2 separate regions of the Mus musculus genome follow, and region 2 is linked to region 1. The links are chromatin contacts, found by POLR2A ChIA-PET in ENCODE. All regions are on one chromosome and are shown on one strand. The core of a region is the stretch at or near the end of the contact, and the rest is flanking DNA. Distances in the headings are between cores, read along the strand shown.

Region 1 (4,389 bases), core at 867-3,366:
ATCTCAAACATTGCCCAGAACTTCTCAGTCCTTGGCACAAGTGTGGGCCACTAACAAGATAACTTTTAACTTTCCACACTCACTCCTGGAGTGAACATTGAAGGAAGTATTACAAGTTTCAATCTGAGAAGTGGAACCAGGCAGATCAAGGGTCAGATGTTAAGAGGTATCTGAAGTGGACCACTGTTAGGCAACCACTACAGTTTGTGCTAGAGTGTAAATGGCCCTTGGAATTTTGTGGGATGTCATTTCCCTTGGTAATGCATGGGTTCCAAACTGGTTTCCTGGTGGGCCACAGGTGGGCCTAGATAGAGTTGGTTTCCCTGGAATGTAAGAAGTTTATACTGGGCAGAACCTACATCCCCATTCTTAACTAAAGCCCAGATTCCCCTTCCTTTACTAAATGTCACTTCTCCTTTCTTAATATTCTCAAGCCATATCTACAGAAGAGTTCTACAGATGAGTATGTCATTTCTGGTTTGTTTGTTTGTTTGTTTGTTTGTTTGTTTTTTCCGAGACAGGGTTTCTCTGTATAGCCTTGGCTGTCCTGGAACTCACTTTGTAGACCAGGCTGGCCTCGAACTCAGAAATCTGCCTGCCTCTGCCTCCCGAGTGCTGGGATTAAAGGTGTTGCACCACCACGCCCGGCTGAGTATGTCATTTCTGACTGAAGAGATGATTCCAGAATGGAGAATTAAAAGAATGAAACCTCGAGGATTAGTATCAAGAGAAGCTATTCTGTGTGATGACTGGGACTCAGGCAGATTAGAGGAGGTAATACAGAACCTGGGGGCAGAAGCTAGAACTGTGAGGATCTAAGGGTGACCATGGAAAAAGACACTAGGGAGCAGGGGTGGGGCTGGTTGTGGAGGATGTGGGCCCAGCAGGAGCAGAACTGGCTGGGGGTTAGGGGTAGGAATTGTGAGGTGTTCAGGTGCTCTCTCCACCTTATATTGAAACATGGCCTTTTACTGAACATGGGACATCAGAATCAGATTGGTTGGCTAGCAAAACCCAAGGATTCTCTTGTTTCTGTCTCCCCAGCACTGAGATCACAGGCACACAGTGCTCTGTCAATTTCTTGGGGTTATCAGGGCAACAGGCACTTTAAATACAGAGCCTGTATTAAAGTTTGGCCTCATATCTGCCCATTCTTATCTATTTTCCATCTATAAAGTCAATGTGGGAGCAATCCTTGTCAACCTAGAACAGTAACTAAACATTCCCTATACCAAAACTTCAAGTCTATTCTGGATCCAGGAATTAACTGCTCTTGCTACTAGTGTCTGCTAACAAGCTAGATAATCGCTCTAATGTTTTAGTAAAATCTGATCATAGGAAAATGTATCTGGTGTGTGTCAGAATCAAGCGAGAACCTGTCAGAAAGGTCCTCGCTGGGCCTTACTCTGAGGTTAGGACCGGGACAAGCGACCTGCTCTGGAGGCGGCTGGAGTTTGGATTAAACTTTAGAGGGCCGGGCGTGGTGGTGCAAGCCTTTAATCCCAGCACTTGGGAGGCAGAGGCAGGTGGATTTCTGAGTTCGAGGCCAGCCTGGTCTACAAAGTGAGTTCCAGGACAGCCAGGGCTATACAGAGAAACCCTGTCTCGAAAAACAAAAACAAAAAAACAAAAAAACAAAAAAAAAAAAAAAAAAAAAAACTTTAGAGACAAGGTTTGTGGCCTGGATCCCCAAACAAGCTTCCAGTAGGGAGAAAGTCACAATAAACGGGTAAGTCCAAAGGTGTTGGTTACTGAGCTCACGTTTTGGCGAATAACAGTCAAACCTAAAATTTGTCAAAGTGTAGGTTTTGGCATTGCTGTAAGAGTTTTTCAGTGGATCCACACTCCAGCTGGGTAGTGCCATCTCGAGAATGGGATGCTCCCGCCTAGGGACCGCCAGCACCGCGGGCCGGGGACACTATAACCCTCACACGCACAATGCAAGGGATCAGCGACCTTGTCACTGAGATCCAAGGTCAAAAAGTACAGTCTTCAGGGCCCCCGCGCTGCGGTTTGCTGCGTTCCCGTTCTCGCACAGGCAACGCCTTGGACAGCCCGTCGCGCGCCATGACGTCACTGAGCCGCCCCCGCGGAAGGCCCCCTCATCACTCTGTTAGGCTGTTAGCCACACTTGGGAAAGGAAGCATGGCGTGCGAGCTGCGAGCTGTGTTGCTGTGGGGCCGCGGGCTGCAGACTGTACTGCGGGCCCCCGCGCTGGCTGGAGTTCGGCGAGGTGAGCGCGGCACGAGAGCGCAGAGGCGGCGTCTGAGGCTGTGTGCACACTCTTAGACCGGCGGGAGGCCGCACTGCGCCGGAGCTGCTAAGTGGGGCGGGGAGTAGGACCTTGTGGTCGCTTTTGGGGAGCCGAGTCACGGGCAGCCACAGCCTGCTCTCGTCAGTCCCTGGTAGTCCTGATTGCAGACGCTCCCGCGCTTGGGTTGACAAGTTCGTTGCACGCGGCTGTTCACAAGCTCAGCTCTCGCAGAAGTCAAGCCCTGGGGTAACTACGGTGAGCAAAACCAACGGTTACCCAGGACTTCAGGGAGCCAGTGAACTCCGCGTGTTTGATCCCTGGAATTGAAAGAGAAAGGAAAGGAGAGAGAATAACCTTAATCTATACTTTCCCACCCCGCACTCATGTAACAGTGAAGATGTTAGCGTTACATACACTTAAATTATACGTATTTACAGCTATTTTTACATAAAAGGGCTCAAGTCAAGAATTAACTGCGAAAGAATATTAAAGCTTCTGGCATTCATTACATTTATGTTTCGCATAAACATAGCTTCCCAATGGCTTTCCGAAGTTTTGTCGCTCTCATCCTCCACTAAATGTTCTCTTGGCCACAAATATCGTTACAGTGTTTAACAGATTTGAGTGAGCGATTGCTTAAATCTTTAGGAACATGTTTTCGGTTTCAGAATTTGCCCTTTTATTTCTGTATTAGCTAATCTGCCAAACTTCACCTCAGTTTTTTATTGGGTGTGGGGAGGGTGACAGGGTTTCACCATATATGTTCCGCCTGGCCAGGGTGGTCACAAACTCACAGAGATTCATCTGCCTCTGCTCCCCAGAGTGGTAGGATTAAAGTGTGCCACAGTGCCTGGTGCTCAAAATACTTTTGTCTGTATATGTGTCCTCTAGTAGCAAAACTGATTTACCCATAGTATCTTTTCCAACATTTGAGTATGTCTCAAACCAAAACAACAAAAAAAGAGCCCCCAAAGGCAGTTTGTGCTTGGCTTGCATAGGCCCTGAATTGGTCCCCAGTGCCACGGAGAATACTAAAAAAAAAAAGAGCTCTGTGTAGAAGACATCTCTTGTGATTTCTATCTACAGAGAAGCTGGTTTTACTTAACAGTGGATCCGTATCTTCTCTGATTTCTTGTGTATCTTTGCATCATGTTCTGCAAACACCTTCTCAACCTTGGCTGGTTTGCTCAGTCTGTTCCCAAAGTTGACTCTGGAGTCTAGCTCAAGTTTTTTATTTGCAACATTGGTGCTCCTTTTCACCGACTTTGCCTGCTGCTGTGGTGGCACTAATTCTCCCTGGGTCTTAGGTGGAGAAAATACATACATAGTATCCATTTCCTATTGGAGAGATTGCCACTTCATTAAAGATTTCAGCCTGCTTCCTTGTGTTCCTTCTGGGAAGTATCAGCTATCAAGAACCCCGTGCTGTTGGTTGATTGGTCAATTGGTTGTTTGACTCATTGTTTCTCCAGAGCTTCCCTGATTTCTGTCTTTGCTGATGCTCCTAAGTTCATGCTTGCCATCTATAATAAACTTGTCAAGGTAGGATACAACTAGAAGGCCAGACAGGAAGTGGCACTCCATGTAACTAGCTCTCACCTGTGTCTTCTGTAAATTGGAGATGGTCTGACATTTGTAATTGATAGGTTATATCTCCACAGCCAGTGAGATAAACCAGATTAGATTATAGTAAAGGCAGGTCTATTGGGAAGCTGCTCTCTCGAGTTCACTGACCCCAAGGACCAAGGCCAGGAAAGTTGCCTTGGGAAGGGGTGTGTGTGTGTGTAGGGGGCAGAGAAAGAGACAGAGCGAGACACACATCAAAATGTCTAGATTATATAAGAAGGAACGTCTAGAGGAAGGGCAGCCCAGCCCCTGGGCTGGAAAGTTTAGGATTAGGGGCAGGGTATGCCAGGTAGGGAGTGAGATACTGAGAGAATCTAGAGGCCAGGTCTGCTTTAGTGTGTAAAATATGTACCTCAGTCTCTTGTGCCAGGGACTGAAACCCAACAAGAATTGCAGAAAAACAGCCAGCATATCTCACAACTTAGAACACTGCTTGCCTGTGAGTTACCATTATGAGCAGAGCTCTAGTACGGACAGTTACAGATCTGTAGGGAAGGTGGGTGATCTTT
Region 2 (4,389 bases), core at 1,388-3,887, 170 kb after region 1:
CTAGAATGGGGAAAGGAAAGGGGAGATTTGAAACAATATCTAATCCATCACCTGAAAAACACCCAAGTTCAACGATAGTAGATTTCCTTTGGAGAAATGGGGCGTAGGTATTAGCTGGGGCTTTAATTTCTCTCTGGTAGCTGCCTCTTTGCTATCCAAAATAAAAATTACCTAGCCTCATAAAACATGAGAAAAACACGTTGTTAGAACAAGATTATACATTGTTTTTTTTCCTCCAGTGACCATATATGATTTTCATGACATAAATTTTAAAGATCAATTACTTTATAGTCAGAGAAAATTTAATAAGAGAATGGCTGAACTATCTGCAGTATTTAGATTTACTGTAAAAAAAAAGATTAGTAAACAAGCTGGGCGTGGTGGTGCACGCCTTTAATCCCAGCACTTGGGAGGCAGAGGCAGGCGGATTTCTGAGTTCGAGGCCAGCCTGGTCTACAGAGTGAGGTCCAGGCCAGCCAGGGCTACACAGAGAAACCCTGTCTCGAAAAACCAAAGATTAGTAAACAGTAATATTTTAAGTTGGGAGCAACTAAAACAAAGCCACACTGCTTGAAAGAAAGGAGAAAACAATGATGAAGAAAGCGAGGCTTACAGATGAGCAACCAAGCCTGGCGTGGTGCTGCATACCTTTAATCCCAGTGCTCATAGGCAGAGGCAGATGGACCTCTGTGAACCTGATGCTAACCTGGTCTATGAAACAAGTTCTAGGTCATCCAGGGCTGTTGTTCAAGACAGGAAAAAACCTTGTCTTGAAAAACAAGTAAAAGAGAGCAAGAAAGCAAGAAAACAACCAACATTTCTGAGTTCTTACAATATGCTGAGATCTTGACCATGGTTCCTGGCAATGTAATGTCTACTCATGCTTACGGGTATTCAAAATGTACATTCAGCATTCCAAACAATCTATCTGGGCAACAAAGCAGGGCAGGCAGACTCTGCTAGGTCACGAAGAGATGGTAGAAAGATAGGAAGCATCCTTCCCTTATTTCTTTCCCTTATATCACACACACACATATATCCCATATATGTATACCCTTTATATTGCAGCTTTTCCTTATACCTCTATGAAAAAAGTCAGGTTTTGCCTAAACACTCCTTTTAGCTAAGTAGTAGCTATCAAGTTCTCCACTGTTATAAATGGTGACAGTCTCATAGATTACACACTATACAGCATTTATTTAAGGTAAAAAAATATAAATCAGTATAAATTCTGAAATACTCCTTTTAAATATTCTTTCCAGTACAATGATCACTATTCAATGATCCCAGTAAAGTGCCAGCCTCATCAAAAACTACGTGGGACAGTCATAATTACACTGTTTCAAATACCCTCAAACCCTAGACAACACGACCCTAATAGCTGCTACTCTTCTGTAAGTGAAGTAAGATTTTTTAGGTCACACAGTCCCATCACTCTAGCTGTGTGAACCAGGGGTAGCTATACTACTTAACTTGCAGTTAAAACTAGGAACAATAAGGGTGAAATATAATCACCTGCCACAAAAAGGATGTTTCCCCCAAAGAGTATAACGAGTAAGAGTAGTCTGCTTCCCCACTCTCTAGCCAAGTTCTCTGCCCAGTATTTGGCATTCAGGCAAGCTGGATTCAAACTCTAAAGCAACTCGTTCAATTACTTTGACCTCTTGCTGCCTGTTTCATCTCTAACCAGGGCACAAACCTGCTAGGAGTAAATGAAATATTGCCCACATAGAGGACAGCATGTGACAGATTGTAACATACAAACAAACAAAACAAACCCTCAAAAATGAACAAAACAACCTAGCAGCACTAGCCATCCATTCATCCGGCCACTTCCTCGGCTTTACTGGTTCTTTCTACAAACTAAATGCAGAAGAAGTCTCCATTTCCGCAAGACCTTTCTAATGCGGCTGCAAATGTGGCCGTGACAACCAGAGATAAAATGAGGTGAAATTAAACATTCAGTTCTTCAGCGGCTCGAGACACATTCCCAGTGTTCTAGCTACACGTGGCCAGTGACGGACCGAACTTTCCAAAGGTGCTGTAAAGTTCTGTCAGCCCCTGGCTGGCCCAGGGACCCACGGCCTGCCTGGGCCCACGGCTCTGGCAGGGGTCCGGCAGGGGAGTCTCGAGATCCTGGGAAGCCCACGGGAAAGCCGGGTGCAGCCTTACTGCGGAGGTCGCGGAAAGACATGGCGCTCTGGTCCCCAAGAGTCCACTGGGGCGCCGCTGCCCGTCTCTGTAGAGTTCGCAGGCCCAGCGCTCTCCGGTCTCTATAGCAACGCTCAGAGGCCTTGGACAGCGTGCGGACCAGGCCAAACAGGACAGGAAGCGAAGAGGGGTGGTGAGCGCAAGCGCAGGACACAGACCAACAGGTGGCGCCAAGCACCTTGCGAGCTGCGCAACGTCATAGTCTTTCAGAGAGCGCTTTTGGCTCTGGTCCCGTTGGAACTCTCATTACCTCACTGATATATGGAGCACATTATAACCTTTTGTGACCGAGTCTCCTTTGTATTTGTAAAAGCATAGCTAAACCCCGCAGTCGAAGCCTCATAAAGTATCCACAGAATGACAGGAACGAAGATACCCTACCCTGGGCAGAATTCGAGACCTGTACCCGGAAGGCTTTTGTGCACGCACAGCTAGTCAGTATTCCCGACAAGCCGGAAATTGGCGCCCAGACTCGCGCGCCAGAGGTTGCCCTGGAAACTGTGGAGCGAGGTAGTGCTGGTGTACCACGCCTAGGGTGTCAGGGTCAGCACAGGCTCTACAGAGAACTCTCCTTGGTGACTGCTACGAGTCGAGGACAACCGCGACAAAAGCAGGGCTGGAGAGAGGAGAGCTGTGCCAGGAAGGGTGGGCGATAAGGAAAATGGGTAGGTGCAAGAAGTAAAGGTGCCCTTGGCTAGAACACGGTGGTACTGACCAAGAGTAGATACTTAAGGACAAAAATATGTGGGGTAGGGCCATACATTCGTGGCTAGTCTAACATGGGGGACAATGCATTTGAACAGTCTTTGCAACAAATGGTTTTGAAACAATGAGCAATCCATAGCAAATTAATATCTATGTAAAAAACAATGGTTCATACACCTAGATGTAAAACCTAGAACTAAATTTTCTATAATGAAACAGAGTTGTGGTGGAGTTAAGATTCTAAAGAACCTGTAGTTTTATATTTCTACCAGCAGAATAATTGTTCCAGTTTGTCAGAATGCACAGGAAAAAAATTGGCATTATCTACATACTGCTTAACCTATGAGAAAATGGATAATTAGACAAGTGTCACCCAGAACCATCTTCTCAGCATGATTCAGATCTCTACAGGTTTGTTCTCCAAATCCTCGTTCTCCCTGCCACAAATGAGGAAGCCTAGCGAATGACTTTCCAGCATACCAAAGCCAATTTGTCTTATGTGGCTTGCTCTGAATCTAACATCAACAAATTTACCCTAGGTTTCTGGTCTCTTCCCTTGCCCGCCTCCCTCCTTGCCCCTGACATACCATACTCTCCCAAACTAGGAGGTCCAGGAAGACTAGTCTTTACTGTGACATCATAAGGACCAGTTGCTATGGGAGACCTGCAGATCCACCCCCTAGACAGGGGAGAGCAGGCCCTACTGCACAGAAGGCCTGGCCACTCCTCCCCCACCATACTGGCCCTCCATGGAAGCCTTGGTCTGTGCATTCTCTGAGCTTCGAATAAGAGAAGGTGCCTGGCTGCAGGGAGGAGCAGCAGCAGAGATGCCACACTGTCCCAACCTGGGCCCAAAGCTACTGGGGAGAGCCCAGGGATGTGCATGCTTGGGAAGGGAGTAACTCCTGATCTAGGCTATATGACTGGGCCAGGCATGCCCTCTTGTACCCACTGTGCTTATATACACTGGTGCCAGCATACTCTTTTTAGAGTAGAGAGCACAAAACGAGCTTGAAGTGCTCAACGGGATCTCAGTGCCAAAGTCCTGGGCTGCTTGGGCGCCTCTGTTAGGGGAGCAGCGGAGTAGTGGGAATAGACAGGAACTAAGACTGGATAGCCAGGGAGTAGAAGCTACGTATGAGTTGGTACTTGCATTTCCCCCAGATGCTGTTCCCACTGGCCATCACCCTCCTGCTCTCTCTCTCTCTCTTGCAGATGCAGTGAGCTGGGCCCCAGGACGCCCCAGCCACCCTGACACACCACCCAACATCTATGAGGGAGGATTGGGGGCCCAGCAGCAGCAGGGCCCCAGTGCTCAGGGAAGCAAGCCCAAGAACTTCCGACTGCGACACCTCCGGAGCCTGGCTCTCTACCTGCCAGGCCACATGCAGCCTGCTGGCCAATGTGGAAGCCACTGGCTAGGCCGGCTCATGGCTGGGGGCAGCCTGACACGGCCTGAAGGCTCACCCTGGC

What was found. ChIA-PET counts read pairs that join two places held with the same protein, here RNA polymerase II (POLR2A).
Region 2: POLR2A ChIA-PET joins it to region 1 with 10 read pairs in Patski. The contact joins the promoter of 1700037C18Rik here to the promoter of Trap1 in region 1. POLR2A ChIA-PET finds 5 or more read pairs at or near these places in 2 of 5 experiments (Patski and embryonic stem cell).

What each region holds. Positions count from the first base shown.
Region 1 is chr16:4,075,537-4,079,925 of GRCm38, reverse strand. It overlaps Trap1 (TNF receptor-associated protein 1), which reads left to right and starts at 2,116. Exons shown (of 18, transcript NM_026508.2): 1 at 2,116-2,233. The coding sequence starts at 2,146.
Region 2 is chr16:3,906,937-3,911,325 of GRCm38, reverse strand. It overlaps 1700037C18Rik (RIKEN cDNA 1700037C18 gene), which reads left to right and starts at 2,637. Exons shown (of 3, transcript NM_028484.2): 1 at 2,637-2,876; 2 at 4,132-4,389. The coding sequence starts at 2,873. It overlaps Cluap1 (clusterin associated protein 1), which reads right to left and starts at 2,317. Exons shown (of 12, transcript NM_029738.2): 1 at 2,173-2,317. The coding sequence starts at 2,194. It overlaps Gm41410 (predicted gene, 41410), which reads left to right and starts at 2,673. Exons shown (of 4, transcript NR_153801.1): 1 at 2,673-2,721; 2 at 4,132-4,389.